Regions from separate parts of the Homo sapiens genome. Here region 2 is linked to region 1. Evidence: chromatin loops called from intact Hi-C (ENCODE). Cell type or tissue: HepG2. All regions are shown on one strand. Links, peaks and the distances in the headings refer to the core of each region. The heading gives the core; the rest is flanking DNA.

Evidence for each region. Peaks named below come from ENCODE experiments on the same cell type or tissue, not always from the same donor. Only the 100,000 strongest peaks of a DNase experiment are listed, where the experiment ranks them.
Region 2: it touches region 1 in a loop (10-fold over the local background); 3 of 110 quality-filtered maps call a loop at or near these places.

What each region holds. Positions count from the first base shown.
Region 1 is chr9:78,319,472-78,332,241 of GRCh38, forward strand. PSAT1 (phosphoserine aminotransferase 1) reads left to right here. Exons shown (of 9, transcript NM_058179.4): 8 at 8,580-8,717; 9 at 9,510-10,622. The coding sequence ends at 9,615. Among named protein-coding and RNA genes, the nearest start is that of PSAT1, 29 kb to the left of the region's middle. In HepG2, for the core only: no CTCF peak of the experiment used is centred there; no DNase peak of the experiment used is centred there.
Region 2 is chr9:78,272,833-78,285,602 of GRCh38, forward strand. It overlaps CEP78 (centrosomal protein 78), which reads left to right. Exons shown (of 17, transcript NM_001330691.3): 17 at 1-6,858. Among named protein-coding and RNA genes, the nearest start is that of PSAT1, 18 kb to the right of the region's middle. In HepG2, for the core only: no CTCF peak of the experiment used is centred there; DNase peaks (open chromatin) are centred at 5,779 and 8,599; H3K4me3 peaks cover 792 bases.

The DNA of each region.
Region 1 (12,770 bases), core at 3,279-11,278:
GTGCAACAGAGAAGCAAGTGCAGGCTGGGGGCTCAGTGCTGGGGAAGCTTCCACACTAGACCTTGATGTGTGAGTTTGGAGGCCAGGATACCCTGCCTGTGCTCACTGAAGCCATTTAAAGTGCACGATCAGCAGTAGGTATCCAAAGATTTCATAGCCAAGGGCTAAAGAATGTGGCATGAGCCTGGAAAAGGGGGATACTCTTTGGTTGGAGTGAAGAGAGGGCTTTTGCATGAGCTTATTATGAGCCCTGGTCATGAGTGGAATTAGGCAGAGAAGAGGGCAGAAGTACTTTTAGAAAGGTTAGAATCATCCCCGCAAAGGCACTGAGGGAAGAGTGTACAGTGTGTTTGGGGAGCAGAACATGGGCTGCTTGAAGGGCATGGTTTATGCTGGGATTGGGAAGAAGGTCCGTGGAAGTGTGTGAGGGCGTGTTTAGTCCACCTATTTATTCATTCATTCATCTACTCACCCACCCATCCACCCACCTACCCATCTATCCATCCACTCATTCACTCATTCATTCATTCATCCATCTGTCTACCCATTCATCTATACATTCATCCACTCATCCACTCATCCATCCACCATTGACCCACCCATCCATCTATTCATCTACCACCTGCCTACCTATCCATCCATCTACCCACTCACTCATCCATCTATCCATCCATTACCCACCCATCCTTCCACCCACCTATTCACCCATCTACCCATTCACCCATCCACCCATCTATCCACCCGCCCATTCATTCACCCATCCACTCATCCAGACATCCATCTGTCCACCCATTCATCCATCCATCCATTCATCCATCCACTCACCTACCCATCCACTCATCCATCAATCTTCCATCCATCCATCTATCCATCCATCCATCCATCCATCTGCCCACCCATCCATCCATTCACCCACCCATCCACACACCCACCTATCTATCCATCTACCTACACACCCACCCATCCATCTATCCATCCATCACCCACCCATCTATTCATTCACCCTTCCACCTATCTACCCATCTATCTATCCATCCATCCATCCATCCACTCATTCATCCACCCGCCCACCCACTCATCTGTCCATTCACCCTTCCACCTATCCGCCCATCTATCTACCCACTTGTCCATCCATCCATCCATCCACTCATCCATTCTCCCACCCACCCATCCACCCACCCACCCATCCATCTATCCATCTGTCCATCCATCCAACCGTCCATCCATCCATAAAATGGCTCCTGAGGACCTGCTCTGTACACTAGCCTTGTTCTAGGCTCCTGGAAGACCGAGAAGAATAAATCATCTTCCCTGGCTCCCTAAAAAGTGCTGAGAACCTGAATGTGAGTAAAAGCACTTGGTGGGTATAGTGGACGGGAGACCAATTTTTCTATTAGCTTTTAGCTCTATACATTTCTCAGGAGATGTGTAGACATGATGTTAGAGGACAGAAAGAACGGTGATACCACTGGGAAAAAAATTAAGGGCATCAGGAACAAAATAAGAAAGCATAGAAGGAATTCTGGGACTCTCCTGAATCCCCCCCCGCCACGCCTAGGTCCTTTAACTCCAAGCACTAAACCTGGGCCTCTCCCAGAAGGCAGCCTGCCAAACTAATGTGGCAGGCAGGTCATCTCCTGGGCAGGTCATCTCCTGGGGAATCTGGTCATCCTTCACACCCAGAGCTCTTCACTCATTTCTGAACTGCCTTGACCCAGGACTTCCAGTCCTTTTAAGAATAAACCTCTTTCTAGGAACTCCCACCACCCCCTCAGTTGCCTGCCTGGAAAGCGTCATCCCAGGCACTTGGTGTTCTGTGGGACCTTGTTACTGGAGTAGAGAGGAGGCTGTACTCTGTCTCTCCTCTGTTTATAGCTGGAGACTCCCAGGCTGTGCCTGAACTCACTTAGATTTTCAGGAAATTCTTCTTTTCTTTGGAACTATGGAAATAGTTGAGCAACATGGCCCCATGGGAGGTGGCCACTTTTAAAGAGGAATACCTAGAATTAGAATTTGCAATTTACCACCACCTTTGCTCCTCATTTTTGTCTCTGAGAAGATGCACCCCCTCCCCACTTCCATGCCCCCTGACTCGTAAACCAGCTCCTTAACATAGTTCCAGGTTGTTTGCTGGGGGTTTCACCAGCCCTGCCAGTGACCTTGGCAGGGAATTCTGGGACTAGATAAGACAACCATCGAAGCCTCCAAGTTGATTCCATAGCCCAGTCACCCACACTGTGCTGACTGACCCCATGTTGAGCCCACGTGGGCCGTTTAGCACCTTGGGCTTAGAAGCCCCATTTTGCCACGGTGGTGCGTGTGACCTCGTGCAAATGACCTAACTGCTCTAAGCCACAGTTTTCTCATCTGTACAATGGAGGTAATGATACATACTTCTTAAAATTGTCAAGAGAATTAAAAGGAAATGCTTCTGAATCAAGAATATATAATATAAGGATTGAGAGCATTTTTACATTAAGGATTGAGGACTCTTGTGCTGGTTAATTTGTATAAAGTGCTAGAAACAGTGGTTGGCACACAGGAAGCATTCCTTGCATGTTAGCTCTTAATATCATTATTTGTGGTTATTGTTATATAAAGCAATTATGATATTCCTGACACACAGTGCTTATATAAGCTTATGTAATATAATTAATTATATAAGTATATAATATATATTAATTTTATTATATAAGGATGTCCAAGTGACAGATTCCATGTCTGGATCTGAGGTCACCTTTATCACCTTATGTGGGTACCAGGCCTTAGGAAAGAGAAGGAGGCACGTGATGGGTCTAGCGAAGACCCTAAAATAAAATGAAGCAGGCAGAGTCCTAGGCACCTTACACATGTGAATGCATTTTGTTGTCATCACAACCCTGTGAAGTAGACATTGAGCCTATGCAGCAGAAGCACAGATAGGACAAGGATGCAGCTGGAAAGTGGGACCAGCCAGGCTACGAACATGGGGGTGGAAGGCTCATTCCAGAACCTCTGCTGCTGTCTATGTCCAGGAGTGCAGAAGGCCTTAAACATACAACTCAAGCTATAAAGTAAAAGAATGACGTATTTAATTACATGAAAATTTTAAAATTTTATATGGCTTAAGACATCATAAACAGAATCAAAAATGACAGAATGAGAAAGATTTTGTAGTATATTAAACATAAAGGTTACTATCCTTAATTTAGGCAAGAACCCACAGATGAATGAAAAAGGATAAGGAAATAAAAGTGGGGGTGTGGTGGTTGCTAACAGTATGAGGAAACAACTCAGAAGAAATGCAAGCTGCCTCATAGACAAATGGAAAGATGCCACCTTCATTAGTTCCTTAGGAAATGCAGATTAAACCCATGAGATATGTTTTGCCTTTCATCTGCATACATTAAAAGGATTGATAACATCTGGTGCCAGCAAGGGCATGCACTTTTGGTGAGAGTATAAATCTGGACAAATTTGGAGCAAAGATTGCAGCGCTCATTATAATTCAAAACTTACATGGGCTTTGACCAAGGATTTTGATGTCTACAGATTTACCCTTCCCCAGCACTCTGCCTGGGTACAGTGGTGTGCACAAAATTAGGGACCAGCAAGTCCAATGTAAGATGTAATGGTGGAAATATGCAGTTGTGCCCATCAGTAGGGGTCTGATGAAAACAATGAGGATCTGTGGGTAATATGGAATGACTGCATTGAGAAGGATGAAGCGGGTCTCTTAGCAGACATGGGAAGATGACTGTGTTATGTCATCAGACCAAAAGGAGCAAGAGCAAGTGTAGGAAAAGACAAATCTATTAGTCTTTAAAAACTACAACAAGGCCAGGGACAGTGGCTGATGCTTGTAATCCTAGCACTTTGGGAGGCCAAGGTGGGAGAATTGTTTGACCCCAAGGAGTTTGAGACCAGCCTGGGCAACATAGTGAGACCTCGTCTCTACAAATAATAATAATAATAAAAAATTAGCCGGGTGTGGTGGTACATGCCTGTAGTGCCAGCTGCTTGGGAAGCTGAGGCGGGAGGATCGCTTGATCCCAGGAGGTCAAGGCTGCAGTAAGCTGAGATTGGACCACTGCACTCCAGCCTGGGTGACAGAGTGAGACCCTGTCTCAAACAAAAACAAAAACAAAACTACAAGAGTTATATATACATACATATTTACACATAGACACACATACATGTATACATGCATATGCACACAGACGTACATGTGTATATCTAAAATGATCTTCAGGAATGCACAGCAGACCATTAGGGTAGCCACCTCTTGTGGGAAGAGGGGTGGCAGATCTTCATATTTTTATTCTAGATTTTCATAATCATGTACAAATTTAAAATTAATTTTTTGTTGACAAAACCAGGCAGTAAGGAGAGGCCTACATAGGGTTGCATTTGGTAGGCTTCTCTTCACATACTCTTCTTTCTCATTCCCTGTGTATCTGACACATCCTTTCAGAGGGGCCTGACTGTGGAGTGATGTTTCTTCACTGCCTGCTCATCTCCTGTGACTTTCTTGCGTTCCCTTCTGAGCCTTACCACCTTCGTGGGATGGGTGTCCCTGGCTGAAGGTGTACCTCTGCCATGTTCCCCTCCTCCAGTACCTTGGAAAGTCCCGGTGTGTCCCTGAGCAGCGTGTCTCCGAGGGGACTGTCTGGAACTCTCATCCCCACAATAGGAAGGGTTTTTCAGTCATGGGGGAACACTGCGTTCCTGTCTGACCTCCTGGGGTTCCTCATTTACGTGGTCGGTGAGCTGTTGAGAGGCTTCAGGAAGTCAGGAGTGAGGAGGTCTGCCTAGCTCTGTGAATGCAGCTTTCCTAAGTTTCTCTGGCCATGGAACCACTTTCCCAGAATGCCTGTTGACATCTTCGTGCTCCACCAAGATGTTGGGAAGTGCGGCTCTTTCCCTGGTTCCCACTTGGACTTTCTCCTTAAATCTTTGCAGCCCTGGGATTTCCAGCTGGTTCCATGCCCATCCATAGCCCACATAGCCTCTCAGTCTGCCTTGGCCCCTTCTCCTACCTCGGCCCTCAACCCATTCAAACAACAGACCTGGTCACCTCTGAAATTTGGTGTTAACTCCAGGGATTGATTGCTCACTGGGGAGCAGGGGCTAGATCCAGCCCACAGTGGTGCTTGACGGGGTCACCCATGTTTAAAAACACAACTTGAGCCAATATTGGGCTCTTGGAAGATACTTAGAGATCTGGTTTCTTATTCCATAATCCATGTGCCTGTGAAAATGGGAAAAAGAAACTTTGACAGGGATAGCCATATGTTTCAGGAAAAAAAAAAGGGAGAGCCTCTTTTTCAGACTAGTCCTCCACGTTTAAAATGTGAGAGAGCTTGTTTGCACCTTCCACACCGGCCCGTCCTACTCATTTATGTGAGTGGTGCGGGGACATGCTGGCTTAGAGTTTGCCGCCCATGCTTGAAGCTCCTCGGTGCCGGCACCTTGGTACAGGCCCTAGTTCTTTTGACCTAGAAAGCTTTTTTTTTGTTTGTTTCCAGCCATTTCCTTTTTTTAATTTACAGTTTGCGTTCAGTGCAAACCCATAGCATGAGACATTACTATGAATCAAAATGTAAATACACAAACACAATATAGAATCCAAAACAGAGGTGCAGCTTTCAGGAATGAAGCAGAAGACAGGTTCATTCACATGCACAGTAGCTTCAGGGCTGTGTGATCTGGTTGTTCCCATGTAGCTTCCTAAAGATGGAAAAAAATGATTTTGGTCATCAAGACTACTGTGGCCATATTAGATACTGGAACCGTAGAAAGTTCTTCATAAGAGCTTTCCAGCAGGTCTGTGCGTTCCCAGTTTCTTCACCCCCCAGTCTCTCCTCTGTGTGCTGTAATTATTTTTCTAAAACACAGACCGCATTTTGTTGTGGATTACTCCTCATTGCTCAAGGATCCAGTCCAGTTCCCAGCAGGGCACTCCACAGCCCCGGCCCTGTAGGTCTTCCAGCCACCCCAGCCAGGAAGCCAGTGCTCCAGTTAAGTCAGCAGACTTGCCGGAAGCCTTTGTGCCTTTGCAGATGCAGCTGTCTGCCAGATGCCCTTTCTTCTCATCTGTTGGAACCATGCCTTGTCCCCTCCCCTGAAACCTGTCAACCTTGCCGCTGCTGAATTCCTTATCTGGCTTCTCTGCCTTTGCAGCCCTTGGCTGTTACAGCACTTCCTACGTATAATTGTGATTCCCTCCGGAGCCATCTCTCTGTAGATTGGAAGCAGTTAATTTCCCTTAATCTTTTTTTCTCCCCCCAGCCCCATACTAGAGACACTCTCCCATGGGTAGTGCATAAATATTTGTTGCATGACAATTTAGTCTTTAATTTCTCACTTTTATGACATTATTGCTTTGTGATATCTTCTACTTTCATGATAGGATGGGTAAATTGCAGGGAGAGGAACTGTAAATACGGATGCTTAATTCTTCCTGCTTTCAATTTTTTTCTGTTAAGTTAAATGTGCTTTTTGTTGCTCCACCTCTCTGATTGGAGCCTCACATTGGGAGCCTGAGGCAGTGGAATATCAAAAGAGGGTAGCCGTTGAATGTTTATTTTCAATGTCAGCCGTGAAACCTACCACTTCGAATAGTGGGGCCTGGAATTCAGGCTCAAAGTCTTTTCCCCATATTTGTTTCCCCCTTTGGCCTCTCTTTTGCTTGAAGCTGTGTACTAGACTCTCATTAACTTTAACAAGAATTACAGATGTGCCCTCAGGGGGCCTCTCACACTGCCTTTATTTGCTGTAATTTTAATGAATTCCACCCGTAGAAGTGTAAGAATAAAAGAGGATATACTTGAGCAAAGGGAAAGAGAGGGTTATTACACATTGTACCTTTTTTTAAAAAAATTGCAGAGTAATGTCAGCTATTCTTCCATTTGTCTCCTTTGGTTGCCAGTGAAAAATAATTTTGGCTGCTTATTTTCCAAAGCAGAAACTGAAGTCAAACACGAACCTTTCCTAGACAAAAATTCACTCATAATCATTTTTGAGAGTCGATATGTACCTTATGCAAAGTGCTGGGAATAAAAAGATGAATTTATTCCCATAAATATGTACACCTACTATGTACCCAGAAAAATTTAAAATAAAAATTTTTAAAAAGATAGATGTATTAACAGGTACTTATATAGCATTTAATATGTTGCAGACATAGTTTTAAATTGTGTCAGTTATTTGTTTCTGCATCATAGAACACCTTAAAACTTAAGTGACTGAAAACAACCACCATTCACTTGCTCGTAGTTTTTTGGGTCAGCAGGTTGGGCTGAGCTCAGCTAGGGGGTTCTTCTGCTGGTCTTGGGATGCCTCATTCTACTGAAGTCGTCATCTGGTTATTCATTTGGAGCCAGATGGTCTACAGTGGTTTCACATATCTGGCAGTTGGTGCTGGCTGTTGGCTGGGACACTTATCTCCAGCACTCTAGCTCAAACATGCTTAAGTGACAGCAATATATATATATATATATATATTTTTTTTTTTTTTTTTTGAGACAGAGTCTTGCTCTGTTGCCCAGGCTAGAGTGCTGTGGCACAATCTTGGCTCACTGCAATCTCCACCTCCCGAGTTCAAGCAATTCTCCTGCCTCAGCCTCCTGAGTAGCTGGGATTACAGGTGTGTGCCAGCACGCCCAGCTAATTTTTGTATTTTTTTTTTTCAGTCGAGATGGGGTTTCACCATGTTAATCAGGCTGATCTCAAACTCCTGACCTCGTGATCCACCTGCCTCGGCTTCCCAAAGTGCTGGGATTATAGGTGTGAGCCACCGCGCTTGGCCATGACAGCAATATTTTAAGAGAGCGGGAGGAGAGGCTGTAAGGTCTTTTGAGACCTAGGCTTGGAAGGTGCAAAGAGTCTGTTGTAAACTCTTGGCCAAAGCCAGTCAAAAGGCCAGCCCAGATTCAAAAGATGGAAAACTAGATTCCACCTCTTCTTATTTTTAAATGGGCCACAAAAATTCTCTATAAAGACTGACTTATTTAATGCTTACAACAACTTGAGGTGGTTGAGGTAGGTTCCTCTATTATTCCCACTGTTCAGATGAGGAAGGTGAGGCATAGCAGAGAGGTTAAGTAACTTGCTCAGGGTCACACAGCTTGGGGCAATACACCATGGTAAGTCCTTTGGAAGTTGCTGCTCATTATTTTTGCCTTACAGCCACTATAGGACCAACTTATTATTTCTCTGCAGCCTTGCAGAGAAAGAGGTCACTCACATTTGCCGTGCAGCTGCCATGTGTTGGAAGCTTCATATATGTAGTACCACTAAACCGTCACAACTAGTCTGAAATGGAGATATTATTATTCCCAGTATTCAGGTGAGGAAACTGAGGCTGATGGAAATTAAGTACAAGTCATACAAGGGGATGATAACCCACTGTTCCATATGCAAGAGTTTGTTTTCCCTAAGTAAACAATAAATGTGCTGGGGCAGATTTTTTGTTTTTTGTTTTTTAAAAAATCTTCTGCTTGCATCTAGGAAGTGTTAAGAAAAAAAAATCTGTTGATTTGTTTATGACAACCCATACATTTCAGAAAAGTAGCTGGAATAATAAACATGTTTTTCAGTTGTCCAGTGGAGCCCCAAAATAGAAGCAAGATGAATATTCCATTCCGCATTGGCAATGCCAAAGGAGATGATGCTTTAGAAAAAAGATTTCTTGATAAAGCTCTTGAACTCAATATGTTGTCCTTGAAAGGGCATAGGTGAGTACATCTGCAATGCACGAGCTTGGCAAAGAATTAGCTTAGTTTTTCAAATGCAGAATAAAACAAATCTATAGGAGCCTGCTTAGCTTGGAGTAGCAGTTATGTAATTTGTTGGGCCAACCCAGCTGTTATAAGGATGTGCCTTCTTCCTGTTGTTTATGGAACCCTTTGCATAATTCCCCAGCTGAGAGTATAATGGAGCTCCATCTTCCATGAGGGTTTTGGCAAAATTACCTTTGAAAATCTCTTACACTGCTCGTATAGCACAGAGGTTGCCATTCCATCTCTGATGAGGCCAGCACCACTCTGTTCTGGAGGTAGAGAATCATTATTATTCCAACTGAACATCAAATTAGTAGCTAGTCTTGCATGCTCTATGAAAAATAAATGTCCTCACATGAGAATAGCAGCAGGGAATGTCCTCACATGAGAATAGCCCAGCCCCGATCTTGCTGGCACTGTCACGACAGGCTCATGAATGTTGAACAGAATCGCTATCTTCTTCCAACTTACCTTTTCTTCCCCACATCTTGCTTGCTTTCTTTGCCAAGAGTGAATAGTTCGAATGACTCTAAATGTGAGCATGGTGAACCTTCACAGCTTAAGGGAGAATTTTCTGATGACTGAGACGTGTGAAGCTCTGTGCCAGGTGTCGGGAGTTTTTAGGTAGGAGACCGGAAATGATGGTCTCAGGTGCTGCAACTCTCAGGAGCCAGTGGCTAGAAAAAGGTGTTTTGATGCGAAATTAGACGTTTTTGTTCTCAATGCCTGGATCTTTGGTCATTCTAGGTCTGTGGGAGGCATCCGGGCCTCTCTGTATAATGCTGTCACAATTGAAGACGTTCAGAAGCTGGCCGCCTTCATGAAAAAATTTTTGGAGATGCATCAGCTATGAACACATCCTAACCAGGATATACTCTGTTCTTGAACAACATACAAAGTTTAAAGTAACTTGGGGATGGCTACAAAAAGTTAACACAGTATTTTTCTCAAATGAACATGTTTATTGCAGATTCTTCTTTTTTGAAAGAACAACAGCAAAACATCCACAACTCTGTAAAGCTGGTGGGACCTAATGTCACCTTAATTCTGACTTGAACTGGAAGCATTTTAAGAAATCTTGTTGCTTTTCTAACAAATTCCCGCGTATTTTGCCTTTGCTGCTACTTTTTCTAGTTAGATTTCAAACTTGCCTGTGGACTTAATAATGCAAGTTGCGATTAATTATTTCTGGAGTCATGGGAACACACAGCACAGAGGGTAGGGGGGCCCTCTAGGTGCTGAATCTACACATCTGTGGGGTCTCCTGGGTTCAGCGGCTGTTGATTCAAGGTCAACATTGACCATTGGAGGAGTGGTTTAAGAGTGCCAGGCGAAGGGCAAACTGTAGATCGATCTTTATGCTGTTATTACAGGAGAAGTGACATACTTTATATATGTTTATATTAGCAAGGTCTGTTTTTAATACCATATACTTTATATTTCTATACATTTATATTTCTAATAATACAGTTATCACTGATATATGTAGACACTTTTAGAATTTATTAAATCCTTGACCTTGTGCATTATAGCATTCCATTAGCAAGAGTTGTACCCCCTCCCCAGTCTTCGCCTTCCTCTTTTTAAGCTGTTTTATGAAAAAGACCTAGAAGTTCTTGATTCATTTTTACCATTCTTTCCATAGGTAGAAGAGAAAGTTGATTGGTTGGTTGTTTTTCAATTATGCCATTAAACTAAACATTTCTGTTAAATTACCCTATCCTTTGTTCTCTACTGTTTTCTTTGTAATGTATGACTACGAGAGTGATACTTTGCTGAAAAGTCTTTCCCCTATTGTTTATCTATTGTCAGTATTTTATGTTGAATATGTAAAGAACATTAAAGTCCTAAAACATCTAAGCCCTTGTCAATGAATTTCTCTACCTGCTTTTTAGACAAATTGTTCTTTATGATGGGAAAGCTTGAGGTCTAAAAATAGCACCTGCTAAGGGTAATTTAGTTCAACCAAAGATCTAAGACTTAATTCTTGTGCATCCATTTAAAAAAATTCAACACGGTGTGGGAGCTTTCCATTTGCTTTTGGAATGGGCATTATCAGCAAACCACCTTCCATTGCAGCTGAAGGTGTAAAGTTCTTTTTTTTTAGATGGAGGCTCGCTTTGTCGCCCAGGCTGGAGAGTGTGGTGGCGCAATCTCGACTCACTGAAACCTCCCCTCCCAGGTTCAAGCAATTCTCCTGCCTCAGCCTCCCGTGTAGCTGGGACTACAGGTGCCAGCCACCATGCATGGCTAATTTTTGTATTTTTAGTAGAGACGGGGTTTCACCATGTTGGTCAGGCTGGTCTCGAACTCCCGACCTTAGGTGATCCGCCCACCTCAGCCTCCCAAAGTGCTGGGATTACAGGCGTGAGCCACCGTGCCCAGCTCTGAAGGTGTAAAGTTCTATGAGCTTTGTCCCATTTGCCCCAGAAACATGCCACTAGGACTGTTTTGAGCTATCTTCCTGGTTTATTTGATTGCATAATGAGGACTCCACCAGTGTCTTGTCCCATCTCTGCACTGGTTAGTTGGCTCCCCTGTTCAGGTCACAGGCTCCAAGGCTTGGTTCTGTCATCTGTAACAGGAGGGTTGAAATAACTCCCCCACCACTTACCTTAAGGATGTTTAAAAGTTTAAAACAAGGGCTCGATGCAGGATGTGAATAATAACCACAATGAAGTTTTAAGTAGCAAAAGCCAGGCAGTCCATGGATTCCAACTAAGTGTTCACACATAAAAGTCATGCTCAGAGTCAGCCTCCCCTCCTTCCTCACCCTTTCATATGTGGTTGCACATCCCTGTCATCTGTATCAGACCTGTGCTTCTCAAATATCTGCTAATTTTCATTCCATTGCCATGTCAGCTCTGCTATGTCAGCCCTCAGTGGATTATTCAGCAGTCTCTTCTCTGCCCCCATATTCCCCTCCCACCACAGCCAGTTGAACTATGACTTCCCCTTGTGCTCTTTGTTGATGCATACAAAGTCCAGTACTCCCAGCCTGGCAGTCAGGACTTTGTAGCATGGGACATGGCCTCTTGCACCTCTCCTGCATTTGTGATTCTTGGAAAGTGGCATGCATTTGCCCACACTATGACATAAGCCTGGAGTTTCTGTGCCCACTCAGGAAGACCAGATGACACCCGCCAACCTCTTCCTAAACTCATTTGTGTCCTTTCCATTGGGACAATGTTCTTTTCCTTTGTTTTCACCAGGGGGATCCTTTTCTCCCATTATACCATCTCTGTTTTGTTCTTTACTATGCCAAGGTGGCTGCATATGTGCCTTCCCCATACAGCAGCATGGAAAGAACGATGGTTCTCTACCTCAAGCACCTAGTGTCCTGCCTTGCCCTTCGAGGTGCCCAGTGAAGTCTGTTCTTTTTAGACACAGGGTCTCGCTTTGTCACCCAGACTGGAGTACAGTGGCGTGATACTAGCTCACTGCAGCTTCGACCTCCTAGGCTGAAGTTATCCTCCTGCCTCAGCCTCCCCAGTAGCTAGGACTACAGGTGTATGTTACTGTGCCTGGCTAACTTTTTAAATTTTTTTGTAGAGACAGGGTCTCGCTATGTTGCCCAGACTAGTCTTGAATTCCTGGCTGCAAGTGATCCTTTTGTCTTGGCCTCCCAAAGTGCTGGGATTGCAGGCAAGAGCCACTGCGTCTGGCTGAATGAAAAATCTTAATGTAGGTCACGTTGGTCTTTCTGAGTACCATAAACTGAGCTTGGAGTAAAGGCAGAGAGGTATGATCTGTCACATAACATGGACCTTTTGTTTTTTTTGATGGAGTCTGTCTCTGTTGTGCAGGCTAGAGTACAGTGGTGTGATCTTGGCTCACTGCAACCTCTGCCTCCTAGGCTCAAGTGATTCTCCTGCCTCAGCCTCCCAAGTAGCTAGGATTACAGGCACTTGCCACCACGCCTGGCTAACTTTTATATTTCTAGTAGAGACAGGGTTTTACCATGTTGGCCAGGCTGGTCTCGAACTCCTGACCTCAAGTGATCCACCT
Region 2 (12,770 bases), core at 2,096-10,095, 48 kb before region 1:
GGTTGCAGTGTCCAAGGAAAGACAGTATGATGCAGCATATATTGTGACTTAAAGCTTCTGTCTAGATGTGACATATGTCACTTCTGTTCACATTTCTTTGGCCAAAGAAAGTCACATGGTTATGCCTGAGTTCAGCAGACCAGGGAAGTGCAGAATTGCCATTTGCCATGAGAAGAGAGGGAAGCAAATGTATGTCAACAACTTTAATAGCTACAAAACTACCTGGAAAGAGGGAATGGAATTTTTAGGTCCAACAAGACGGGAAAGAAAAAGAAACAAGCTACATAGAAATAAAAAATCCACAATATAGCAAGATCAAGTTTTTTACTCATAATAAACATGAACAGGTTAAATTCTGGAATCCTTAGGCTTGAGTAAAAACATGAAATCCCACTGTGTGCTATTTGCAAAATCTAAAACGCTGTCATAGATTATAAAGAGATGAACAAAAATATACCAGGCAGATGCTAAAGAGTAAATGTGGCTGTGTTAGCTGCAGACTAAATAGAACCCAAGGTGAAAATTGGTAAAGGGGACAAAAGCTTCTTTTGGCTGATAAGTACAGTGTTGCAGAAGATTTTTTAAAAAAATATATCTGCAATTTAAAAACTTGATGTTAGGCCGGGCGCAGCGGCTCACGCCTGTAATCCTAGCACTTTGGGAGGCCGAGGTGGGTGGATCACCTGAGGTCAGAAGTTCAAGACCAGCCTGGCCAACATGGCAAAACTCCGTCTCTACTAAAAATACAAAAAAAAAAAAAAAAAATTAGCTGGGTGTCATGGCGCATGCCTGTAATCCCAGCTACTCGGGAGGCTGAGGCAGGAGAATCGCTTGAACCTGGGAGGCGGAGTTTGCAGTGAGCTGAGATGGCACCGCTGCACTCCAGCCTGGGCCATAGAGGAGACTCCGTCTCAAACAAACAAAAACCTTCATCTTAAAATTATAGGGTAAGAATTTAGAAATACAAGGAAAAATGGCCAGCCAGTTATAACAAGAAGCTTTAAGACATCTCTTTTCAGAATCAGTGGATCGACTGCTGCACACACACTAGAATGGCTAACATTTTGAAATGCTGATAAATATGCAGAGCAACTGGAGTTCCTCACAGCTGGTAGGAATGCAAAATGACTCAGTCACTCAAAACAGTTTGGCAGATTCTTTAAATGCTAACATACACATACCATATGACCAAGCAGTCCCACTCCTGGGTATTTAGAGAGATGAAAACTTAGTTCACACAAAACCTGTGCGTGGATATTTATAGCAGCTCCATTCATAGTGACCAAGATGTCTTCCAACAGGTGAATGGATAGCGATGTATCCATATGGTGGCAAACATGCCACAATTCGGATGAATCTCAACATCATATGCTGAGTGAAAAAGCCAGTCTCGGAAGGCTACATTCTGTATGATTCCATTTATATGGCATTCTTGAAAAGACAAAACTATAGTGACAGAACAGATTGGAGATTGCCAGGTGTTGGGGTTGGGAGGAGTTGATTACAAAGAGGCTGTACAAGGGAGTTTGTTTGTTTGTTTGTTTTGGTGATGAACAGTTCTGTATCCTGATTGCGGTGGTGGTAACGTGAGTCTATACATATGTTAAAATTTATAGAACTGCATACTCTCAAAAAAATTAGTTTTACTCTATAATAATATTAGAGCTTAAAAAATTCATCCCTCTTGCCCATCAGTAGATCAGGATATGAAGGATACCATTGAACATAAATATTTTGTATCCATGATGAATACAAAGTATATTCTCCTGGAAAACCAATAGAACATTCATATAAATGATTCCTATGAAGGTAAAAAACTTACAAAATTCAAAGATCATACAGATCATGTGCTCTGTATAATGTAATAATAGTAACAAAAGGCCTGTCCACTTGGAAATTTTTAAATGATCTTCTAAATAACTCATTTAAAGGAGAAATCAAAATAAATTGCAAATTATTTAGAATTAATAAAAACTTCTCTAAAGCTGAGGAATTCTACCAAAGAGGTGTTAGAGGAAATTGTATAGATTTTGATTTACTTTCCAGGAAGAAAGAAGACAAAAGAGATGAATTAAACATTTAAAGCTAAGAAAGAGATAAACCAAAAGAAAGGTGAGGAATTGGTAAAAGCAGAAATGAATAAAATAGCAAATTTTGATCAGTGAAACACAGGTTTTTAAAAATGAAAGATAAACCTTTGTAAAATATGATAAAGAAAAAAAAGCAAGAAGTAATTAACAAAAATTGCCAGCATTAGGAATAATTTTAGAAGGATACCTACAACTAGAAGAGATATTTTTAATTATGAGCACTTTTATAATTTACTATAAATAATTGTGTAGTGTTAAACCAATAAATTTGAAAGACTAGATGAAATGTGACTGTTTAAAAATATGGATTGTAAAAATTGATAAAAAATAGAAAATGTAAATAAACGAAACATCTTAGGAGAAATTGAAAAAATAGGACAAGAACTTATTTTTAAAAAGAGGCCAGGTGCGGTGGCCCATGCCTGTAATACCAGTACTTTGGGAGGCCGAGGTGGGCGGATCACCTGAGATGAGGAGTTCAAGACCAGCCTGGCCAACATGGTGAAACCCCGTCTCTACTAAAAATACAAAAATTAGCCGGGCTTGGTGGCGGGCACTTGTAATCCCAACTACTCAGGAGTCTGAGGCATGAGTGTCGCTTGAACCTGGGAGGCAGAGGTTGCAGTGAGCTGAGGTCACACCGTTGCACTCTAGCCTGGGAGACAAGAGGGAAACTCTGTCTCCAAAAAAAAAAAAAAAAAAATACAGTTAGAAAAACTTTAAAGGGGCCAGGTGTGGTGGCTCATGTCTGTAATCCCAGCACTTTGGGACACCAAAGTGGGAACATTGCTGAGACCAGCAGTTTGAGACCAGCCTGGGCAAGACCTCATCTCTACAAAAATTAAAAAACAAAACAAAACAAAAAAACCCAAAACTTAGCCAGGCATGGTGGTGCGTGCATGTAGTCCCAGCCACTCAGGAGGCTGAAGTGGGAGGATCGCTTGAGGCCGGGATTCGAGGCTGCAGTGAGCTGTGATCATGCCACCACTGCTCTCTAGCCTGGGCAAGAGTGAGACTCCGACTCAAGAAGAGAAAAAGAAAAACCTTCCAGGGGCACATTTATTTGTAAACCATTCCAGAGGATAGAAAAGAGATGTAAGGCTCCCTAATTCATTCCATACGGTTAGCGTAATCCTTATAGCAAACTGCACAAATAAAACACAAGGAAAACTAAACCAAATTCAATTAATGTAGGTGCAAAAAATCCAAAATAAAACTAGCAGTTTGAATTCAGCATTGTAGCAAAAGATATATCATTTTCAAGGAAGATTTGTACCAAAACATGCAAGATTGAGTGAAGAGTAACTCACTGTAGCTCACTAAATTAACAGATTAAAGAAGTATAGTCATCTTCACAAGCTGAAAGAGTATGTGATAAATTCAACATCCTCTGGTATTCTTAACAATCTCGAAATAGAAGGAAACTTCCTTAGCTTAGCTTCTTGGCTTCATTAAATATACCTAACAGAAATCCACAGGAAACAAACTTGGTGAAAAGTTTTTGCTAAGATAAAAACGGTACTAAAAAGTACACATTTTGGGAAATGAGACAAGGCTCTCGTTATTTGTAAATATGGGGTCTTTTTTTTTTTGGACAAAAAACCCCCTGTGATGATCTACTGGCATGCTATTACAGCTAATAAAGCTGAATAAGGAGGCTGTGCACAACACCAACACACCGGTATGAAAAGTGTGTACACCAGCAATAACCAATTAGAAAATGTATGAGGAAATAGACTCTCATCCACAATAGCTGCGAGAAGTAAATATTATCTAGAAATAAGATTAACAAGAGAAATGTAAGGCCTATATAAATAAAAGGATAAATCTATGCTAGAGGGTATAAAAGAAACACAAAAATAGAGGTATGCCATGTATAAGACCCAACATAATAAATAGTTCTACCAAATTAATTTATAAATTCAAAGCAATTTCATATAACCACAGTAAAGCTTTTTAAATGGATGTAATAACCTGATTATAACATTAATCTGAAAGTCATCAGGCATAAAGCAATTTTGATTACATCTCAAAACAATCCATGGAGTTAGGGTAAATGTGCTGTTCACACAGGAATAATCACAGGTATAGAACCGAGAACCTAGGAACAGAGCAATGTATATATATATGTATTTAAAAAATGGCATCACAAGTCAGTAGAGAAGGGTTTGAACTATTCAGTAAATGATGTTGAGGTTATTTACTACTTTTTCTTATTTCATATCATGGATGAAAAAAATCAAGATGAATTAAACATGGAAATTAAAAATAACTAGAAGAAAATACTGGAAAAAAATTGTAATAAATGTGTAAGAAAGGCATTCCCAACCAAGACACAAAACCCAGTAGCCATGAAAAAAAAGATAGATTTGACTACATTTTTAAAAAGTAAAACCTTTCACTTTTTACAAAACTTTGATAAAATTAGATTTCATAAATAAAGGAGTGGGAAAATACATGTAATAGAACAGAAGATTTAAGATAATATAAAGAGCACCTACAAACAACAAAAATTGGACAAAGGCTATAAAAATATTTTATAAATAAGAAATACAGACTATAAACATAAACTTTCAACCTCGTAAGCAATCAGGAAAATTAAAGTTAAAATGAGATACTATTTTTCAATACATTGAAATGGCAGATTATTAAAGATTGGTGATAGTGCTGGAGATAATGTGAGGAAAGGAGTATTCTCAGTCATTGTAGAAATTGATACAGCTTTTGGATGGACAGTTTGACAGTGTGTATCAACATGTGAAATGTCTCCAGCCTTTGATCTAATGACTAATTTTAGGCATCCAGCCTGAAGAAATATTCACACAAGTGCCCAAAGAGTCAGATACAAGACTGTGTGAAGTGTTTTTTGAGATAATAAAAAACTAGAAACAGCATAAATGTACAGAAATGCAGAAATTGTTGAATTAGTACATACCAATTTCTGACATATAACACTCTGCAGCAGATAAAGACAATAGCTCTCTAGTGTGGACATGAAAATATTTCTAAGACATTGACAGGACGAAGAAGTTGCACAGTAACCACGCACTCCTGTTTACATTTGTATAGTTAAAACTTGTTTACCTATACGTAGCATATATGCGTGTGTGCACCCTAGAAAAGAGTCTGTGATAACACATATCAAGCTATTGACAGCGGTTTTGTCTGCTGAAGGAGGAAAAAAGGGGGGCTTCTCACATTTTACTCCATTTAATTCTAGGTTGTTTGGTTTAAAAAAAAAGTTTTTATGTACAACAGACAATTTTTAAAATTCCTTTTCATCATAGAAAATGAAAATGTGTACTCTGTTATCCTTTACGCTCTGTCCATTTTTTTCTTCAAAAATGTGTCTGACCTATTATCAATGTGAATGAAAATGAGCTTTGCTACATAACCTCTTTTCAGAGCTTTGTATTCCTGAAGTGTTGGAGTCGCCTACATGGCATAGTCAAATGTTTTTAACTTAACCACAACCCACAGTAAAAATGAAGCTTTCTGCAAAGTTAAAAGTAGTAGTCCTGGCCCCACCTTCCTTGTGTGCACGTATAATTAATGGAAAATTGCATCAAACAACTCTGATTGTACTTCTAGTGACTAATTCATGTTCTGTTCTATTCCTTGCCTTTAAAGAAAATTATGTTGGCAACTCACGAAGTATGTTTCACAATCCACTAATGGGTAATGTCCTACTGTTTGGAAACACTGGCTAGAGTGTTTCAAACATCTGCTCTGTTTACCCCTGACAAAACTGCTACTCGTGGGGCAATGCAAGTCTTTCCCACATTTGTTTTATTTTATGGCTAAAAGTCATTTCTGCATTTGCAAATTACTTCCAAAGCCTACCTTCCTTGAGCTCTTTAACTCTCTATAGTCTTCTGGTAATTTTCTTTAGATTTCCCTTTTCAGAACCCTTTTGTGACACTGAAAACCTGAGTTTTCAAACTGATACATCTACCTGAGAATTTTCACATATAATTTGGTCAAAAAGTTAAAAAATAAGAAGACTTTGCCCTGTGACTGAGGTGCTCAGAAGGTATGGCTGGCTGCTCACAAAGGCACATAGTGAGTGATAGGGGCTGAAAGGGCTCAGAGAATGCCCGAGTTCTCTTAGTACAGTTTGTACATTTTAAACCACTGTGAACTGAAAAAAAAAAAAAAGGCAACCTTGGTAGTTTAGAAATAGATAAGGACCCACTTATAGATTAAATAATAATTAGCTTGTTCCAGAGAGACCAGTGAAGATTAGTTGGTTTATTTAATGTGTTAGAAAGATGGTCCTCAAAGTCCTTGAAATGTGAAGGCGGCTTTTATCTCCTTAAGAAAACAAGAAAACTCCACAAAATCTTGAAAGCTAGATAATCCTAGCTTAAATGATAAAATTTGAGTAGAGTTTGAAAACACTAAAATCAGTTTGCCAAATAACCAGCTCTAATTTCTTTATACCAAAGCCAAACTTCACCTAAATCTTACCTAAGAATTGAGTTCCTTATTGTAACCAGATAGGAGACACTTTTGTATATTATTCCAAATATTGCAAACCTACAAGGAGTAAAAGGTGTTATTATTTTAAAGAAGAAGGAATGAGGCCTGAGAGGTATTGATTCACTTGGTTGAGGGCTTCAAGTAGCACAAGGCAAAAGCAGGATTTGTTGACTTCCAAACCTGTTTTCTTCCTTCACCATGTGGCCTTTGCATCTTTCCCACACAAATATTATTCCACAAATATTTATTGTCACCAACTATAATAAAAGAACAGAACTATGTATCAGAGAGGCTGCAGGAGTGAGTTCTACCCAGGTCCACACTGCTGCTCACAGTCAAGTAAACTGCAGGCCGTTTTTGTGATGCCTGGCTGGAACGGCAAGTGAGGCATGGTATTCATTGGCTGGGCGCGGTGGCTCACGCCTGTAATCCCAGCACTTTGGGAGGCCGAGGCGGGCAGATCACGAGGTCCGGAGATTGAGACCATCCTGGCTAACACGGCGAAAACCCGTCTCTGCTAAAAATACAAAAAAATTAGCCGGGCGTGGTGGCGGGCGCCTGTAATCCCAGCTACTCGGGAGGCTGAGGCAGGAGAATGGCGTGAACCCGGGAGGCAGAGCTTGCAGTGAGCCGAGATCATGCCACTGCACTCCAGCCTGGGTGACAGCGAGACTCTGTCTCAAAAAAAAAAAAAAAATGGTATTCATTTTCTCTTCTTTAGGGACACCTAGGCTTATATCACTTTCTACAGTTGCTCTCTTTTCCAATTCCAATTTAGTTGGTATAACAATTACAAGTTTAAATTGGCTAATGCCTCAAAATGTTTTGTTATGGCTTTCCATTCCATTCATTTTTGTTTTTGAAAAATTAAATATTTAAAAATATTAAATAACTTTTCGCTGAAATCAGTCTTTTTTTTTTTTTTTTTTGAGACAGTCTTGCTCTGTGGCCAGGCTGGAGTGCAGTGGCACGATCCTGGCTCACTGCAGCCTCCACCTCCTGGATTCAAGCGATTCTCCTGCCTCAGCCTCCTGAGTAGCTGGGACTACAGGTGCACATCACCACACCCAGCTAATTTTTGTATTTTTAGTAGAGATGGGGTTTCACCATGTTGGCCAGACTGGTCTCAATCTCTTGACCTTGTGATCTGCCTGCCTCAGACTCCCAGAGTGCTGGGATTACAGGCATGAGCCACTGTGCCCAGCCGGAAATCAGTTGTCTTATATGTGAAGTCCATAGTATTTAAGGCCTAGTGGTTGAATATAATAGACAAGCTACAGTGCGGTGTTTTCTCTCACTAATAAGAGTAGATTTGGGCCGGGCGCGGTGGCTCAAGCCTGTAATCCCAGCACTTTGGGAGGCCGAGGGGGACAGATCATGAGGTCAGGACATTGAGACCATCCTGGCTAACATGGTGAAACCCCGTCTCTACTAAAAATAGAAAAAATTAGCCAGCCGTGGTGGCGGGCACCACCATCAATTGCCTGTGATTTTGCCATGCTTTTCAAGTGATTGCTTTCTTAAAGAGGACCATGATGAAACTTTCCACAAATCTGAGTTAAATCATCTTCACAGTTTACAAAGGTTATAATCATTTAGGATTTCTCCATGTTTGTCATCAGGAAACTGTGATTTTTCTCTACCATAACAGGGTTCTTCCCCATCTGGCTATTCTATCTCACCTGTTCTCTCTAGAAGGAAAAGCCTCATGCCTTTGGCCTTAGTTGGAAAGCATTGGCCTTGCTGGTCCTTGGCCTCCTATATCTGTCATAGCTCTGCAGGCTGAAGCACTAGTGAGCCTCCTATCAAGAGAAACTCCCAGGGAAATGAGAAATAACTTCATTTCTCCAAGGACTTCACGGTCCCACGTGGACGAGGCAGGTGCTTGCTAGGGCTGGGGAAGTCTTACCTCAAAAGAGGCAGAGAAGCCTCTTGGGTTTACTTTTAATGGTTTTGAGAAGCAGCAGCTTCAGAGGAGAGCTACCCCAGCAGGAACACAGGCCTCAGCCAGCCCTGGACTTCTGCCAGGGTTGGGGAGGGCCCCACAGCAGCAGGACTGACTTCACAAGACTGGATTTCTCCCAGTTAAGTTCATAAGTCATGGACTCAGGACAGCTGCCCAAGATCTTGAGTGGCATTTTGGAGAGCCTGAAGCCAAGGTTCTTCTGCAGGGGACTGCAGCTGTGCAGAAGGAGTCAGAGTCTACCACCATTGCTAAATGAGCCCTCTGGCTGACCCCAAACCAAAAAAAAAAAAAATTGGACAGAATAAGTTTGGGACTTTTAATTTCTTTAGACCACAGTTTTCAAGAAAAATGCCTTTTTTTTTTAGACCTTAATACCTCCCTGAGAATTTAATAATGTGAAGTATTTCATATAGTTCAAATCAGGGCATTTTAATATTGCTGGCATTTATTATTTGGAGAAGTTTTATGCCTTCATTTGCGTTCACTGCATAATCTCCAGTGAGCTCTATTGAATGTCCTACCTGAGGAAATGTAAAATGAAGAACAGACTACGGAGTGAATTTCCAACCTATGGCATTTATGACCTTCAGTAAATGCAGCCAATGTTCTGTTCTTACCCATTTCAGAACCTTCAGGGTCCAATCACTGACCTCAGGAGGACTCCTGAAGGAGTCGTGATGATGGCCCGGAGCAGGCTTCCAGGTGAGGGGGAAGGCTCAGGGACACTCAGCACCCTTACCCAGGGGGAACAGCTGCATCTGGCTGTGCTGCGCCCTAGGGGTTAAGAAAGCCAAACGAAGCCAGCACACCAACCCTCCATGGCTCACACTTGGAATCTCAGCACTTTGGGAGGTTTAGGCATGTAGATTGCTTGTATCTAGGAGTTTGAGACCAGCCTAGGCAACATGGCAAGACCCTGTCTCTACAAAAAGTTTAAAAATGTACACGTGTACCTGTGTAACAAACCTGCACATTCTGCACGTGTCCCCGAACTTAAAGTAAATACAAATTTTAAAAATAATAATAAAAATTAGCCAGGCCTGGTGGTCCACGCCTGTAATCCTAGCTACTTGGGAGGCTGAGGTAGGAGGATCACTTGAGCCCGGGAGGTGGAGGTTGCAGTGAATGGTGATAGTACCATTGCATTCCAGCCTGGGCAACAGACCGAGACCATATCTCCAAAACAAAAACAAAAACAAAAACTAAGAAAGCCAAACATAAGCCAAACACTGGGGAGGCAAGGGAGAGGGACATTTCCCTCTCTCTTCAGATGTCAGCCTAAGTCCATAAAGATGAGTGTTGCCTTCCTCAGATGTTTTGGGGACTAAGCCTTCTTCTTTTCAGACTCCCTGTATCCTCGCAGGATGAAGGAGTGACTCATTCAGGCTGCTGAGATTGCTAAAGTCTCAATATGCAGACTGGCCTCCTTCCTCTGGTTCTCTTTTGGATCTTGCCTGTCCCCAAGTAGCATGCAGTCTTCCCTTTGGTCTTGTTCATTTTCTGTAGTTGATTCATGGGGGCCTTCTCTGCCTCTGTTGCAAGGCAGGACATAGCAGGCTTGTCACTGCCTTGTAAGTAAATTCCATTTGCTGGGGGAAGAGGAATGGGAAGACCAACCTGGATTTGGCTTCCAGTCACAGTCTCCAATCCACCTTAAAAAGGACTGAAGCTGCTATTACCATCTTTATTTGAGTCTATTGTGCTGCTGTGAACAGGTTTCAGTTGAATTCAGAACTTTAGAGGGGACCTTAAAGTCCCCTCTAAATTAGTATTAATTAGTACCCTAAACACTCAACATGGATCATCTTCCTTCACATGTCAAGAAATATGACAGTGACTGGGCATGGTGGCTCACTCCTGTAATCCCAGCACTTTGGGAAGCAGAGGCAGGTGGATCACTTGAGCCCAGGAGTTTGAGACCAGCCTGAGCAACATGGCAAAACCCCGTCTCTACAAAAAACACAAAAATTAGGAAGGTCTGGTGGCACACACCTATAGTCCCAGTGTGTCCGGAATTGGTTCCTTCTGGTGGGTTCTTGGCCTCGCTGACTTCAAGAATGAAGCCGCGGACCCTTGCGGTGAGTGTTACAGTTCTAAAAGATGATGTGTCCGGAGTTTGTCCCTTCAGCTGTTCAGATGTGTCTGGAGTTTCTTCCTTCCAGTGGGTTCGTGGTCTTGCTGACTTCAGGAATGAAGCTGCAGACCCTTGCAGTGAGTGTTACAGTTCTTAAAGATGGTGTGTCCAGAGTTTTTTCCTTCAGCTGTTCAGATGTGTCTGGAGTTTCTTCCTTCCCGTGGGTTCATGGTCTAGCTGACTTCAGGAGTCTCACTGACTTCAGGAGTGAAACCACAAAGCTTCGCAGTGAGTGTTACAACTCTTAAAGGTGGCTCACCCAGAGTTGTTTGTTCCTCCCGGTAGGTTCATGGTCTCGCTGACTTCAGGAATGAAGCCGCAGACCCTCGCAGTGAGTGTTACAGCTCTTAAAGATGGTGTGTCCGGAGTTTGTTCCTTCAGCTGTTCAGATGTGTCTGGAGTTTCTTCCTTCCAGTGGGTTCATGGTCTCGCTGACTTCAGGAGTCTCGCTGACTTCAGGAGTGAAGCCGCAGAGCTTTGCAGTGAGTGTTACAACTCTTAAAGGTGGCTCGTCCAGAGTTGTTTGTTCCTCCCGGTGGGTTTGTGGTCTCACTGACTTCAGGAATGAAACCGCAGACCCTCGCGGTGAGTGTTACAGCTCATAAAGGTAGTGCGGACCCAAAGAATGAGCAGCAGCAAGATTTATTATGAAGAGCGAAAGAACAAAACTTCCACAGTGTGGAAGGGGACCCAGGTGGGGTTGCTGCTGCTGGCTCCAGTGGCCAGCTTTTATTCTCTTATTTGGCCCTGCCAACGTCCTGCTGATTGGTCCATTTTACAGAGTGCTGATTGGTCCATTTTACAGAGTGCTAATTGGTGCATTTACAAACCTTTAGCTAGACACAGAGTGCTGATTGGTGCGTTTTTACAGAGTGCTGATTGGTGCATTTACAAACCTTTAGCTAGACACACAGTGCTGATTGGTGTGTTTTTACAGAGTGCTGATTGGTGTGTTTGCAAACCTTTAGCTAGACACAGAGCGCTGATTGGTGTGTTTACAATCCTTTAGCTAGACAGAAAAGTTCTCCAAGTCCCCACCCGACCCAGAAGCCTAGCCAGCTTCACCTCTCACCAGCTACTTGGGAGGTTGAGGTGGGAGGATCACCTGAGCCTGGGGAGGTCAAGGCTGCAGTGAGCTGTGTGTGATCGCACCACCTTGGCGACAGAGTGAGATGCTGACTCAAAAAAAGAAAAAAAAAGAAAAAGAAAAAGAAACATAACAATTAACTGTAGAGTTCCACCTCCACAGCATACCTTCTGTCATAGGAAAGACTGATTTTCTCAGTTCCAGTTTAAAATCCTGGGAAAGTGTCTTACATCTATTTGGATAGCTACTATTAACAAAACAAAACAGACAATAAATGTTAGCAACGGTATGAAGAAATTAGAATCCTTGTGCACTGTTGATGAGAGTGTAAAATGAGGTAGCCACTATGGGAAAAAGTATGAAGCTTCCTAAAAAACTAAAATAAAATAGAACAGGGTACGGTGGCTCATTCCTATAATTGTAGCACTTTGAGAGGATTACTTGAGGCCAGGAGTTTGAGACCAGCCTGAGTAACAAAGTGAGACCTTATGTCTATTTAAACTTCTTTAAATGCAAAAACAAACAAAAAATCAAAATAGAGCTACCATATGATTCAGTAATACCACTTTTAGGTATATATCCAAAAGAATTGAAAGCAGGGGCTCGAAGAGATATTTGTACACCCATGTCGATAGCAGCATTATTCACAAGAGCCCAAAGGTGTCCACTGATGGATGAATGGATTTTTAAAATGTGGTATATACAATACATACAATGAAATATTTTTCAGCCTTTAATAGGAAGGATGTTCTGACACATGCTACAACATGGATGAACCTTGAGGACCTTATGCTAAGTGAAAGAAGCCAGTCACAAAAAGACACATACTATATGATACCACTTATGGGAGGTACCTGGAGTAGTCAAATTCATAGAGACAGAAAGTAGAATGGTGGTTGCCAGGGGCTGGAGAAAGGAGAATGGAGAGGTGTTTAATGGGTTTCAGCTTTAATGTTTAATGAGTTTCAGCTTTGCAAGATGAACAAGTTCTAGAGATTGATTGAACAACAA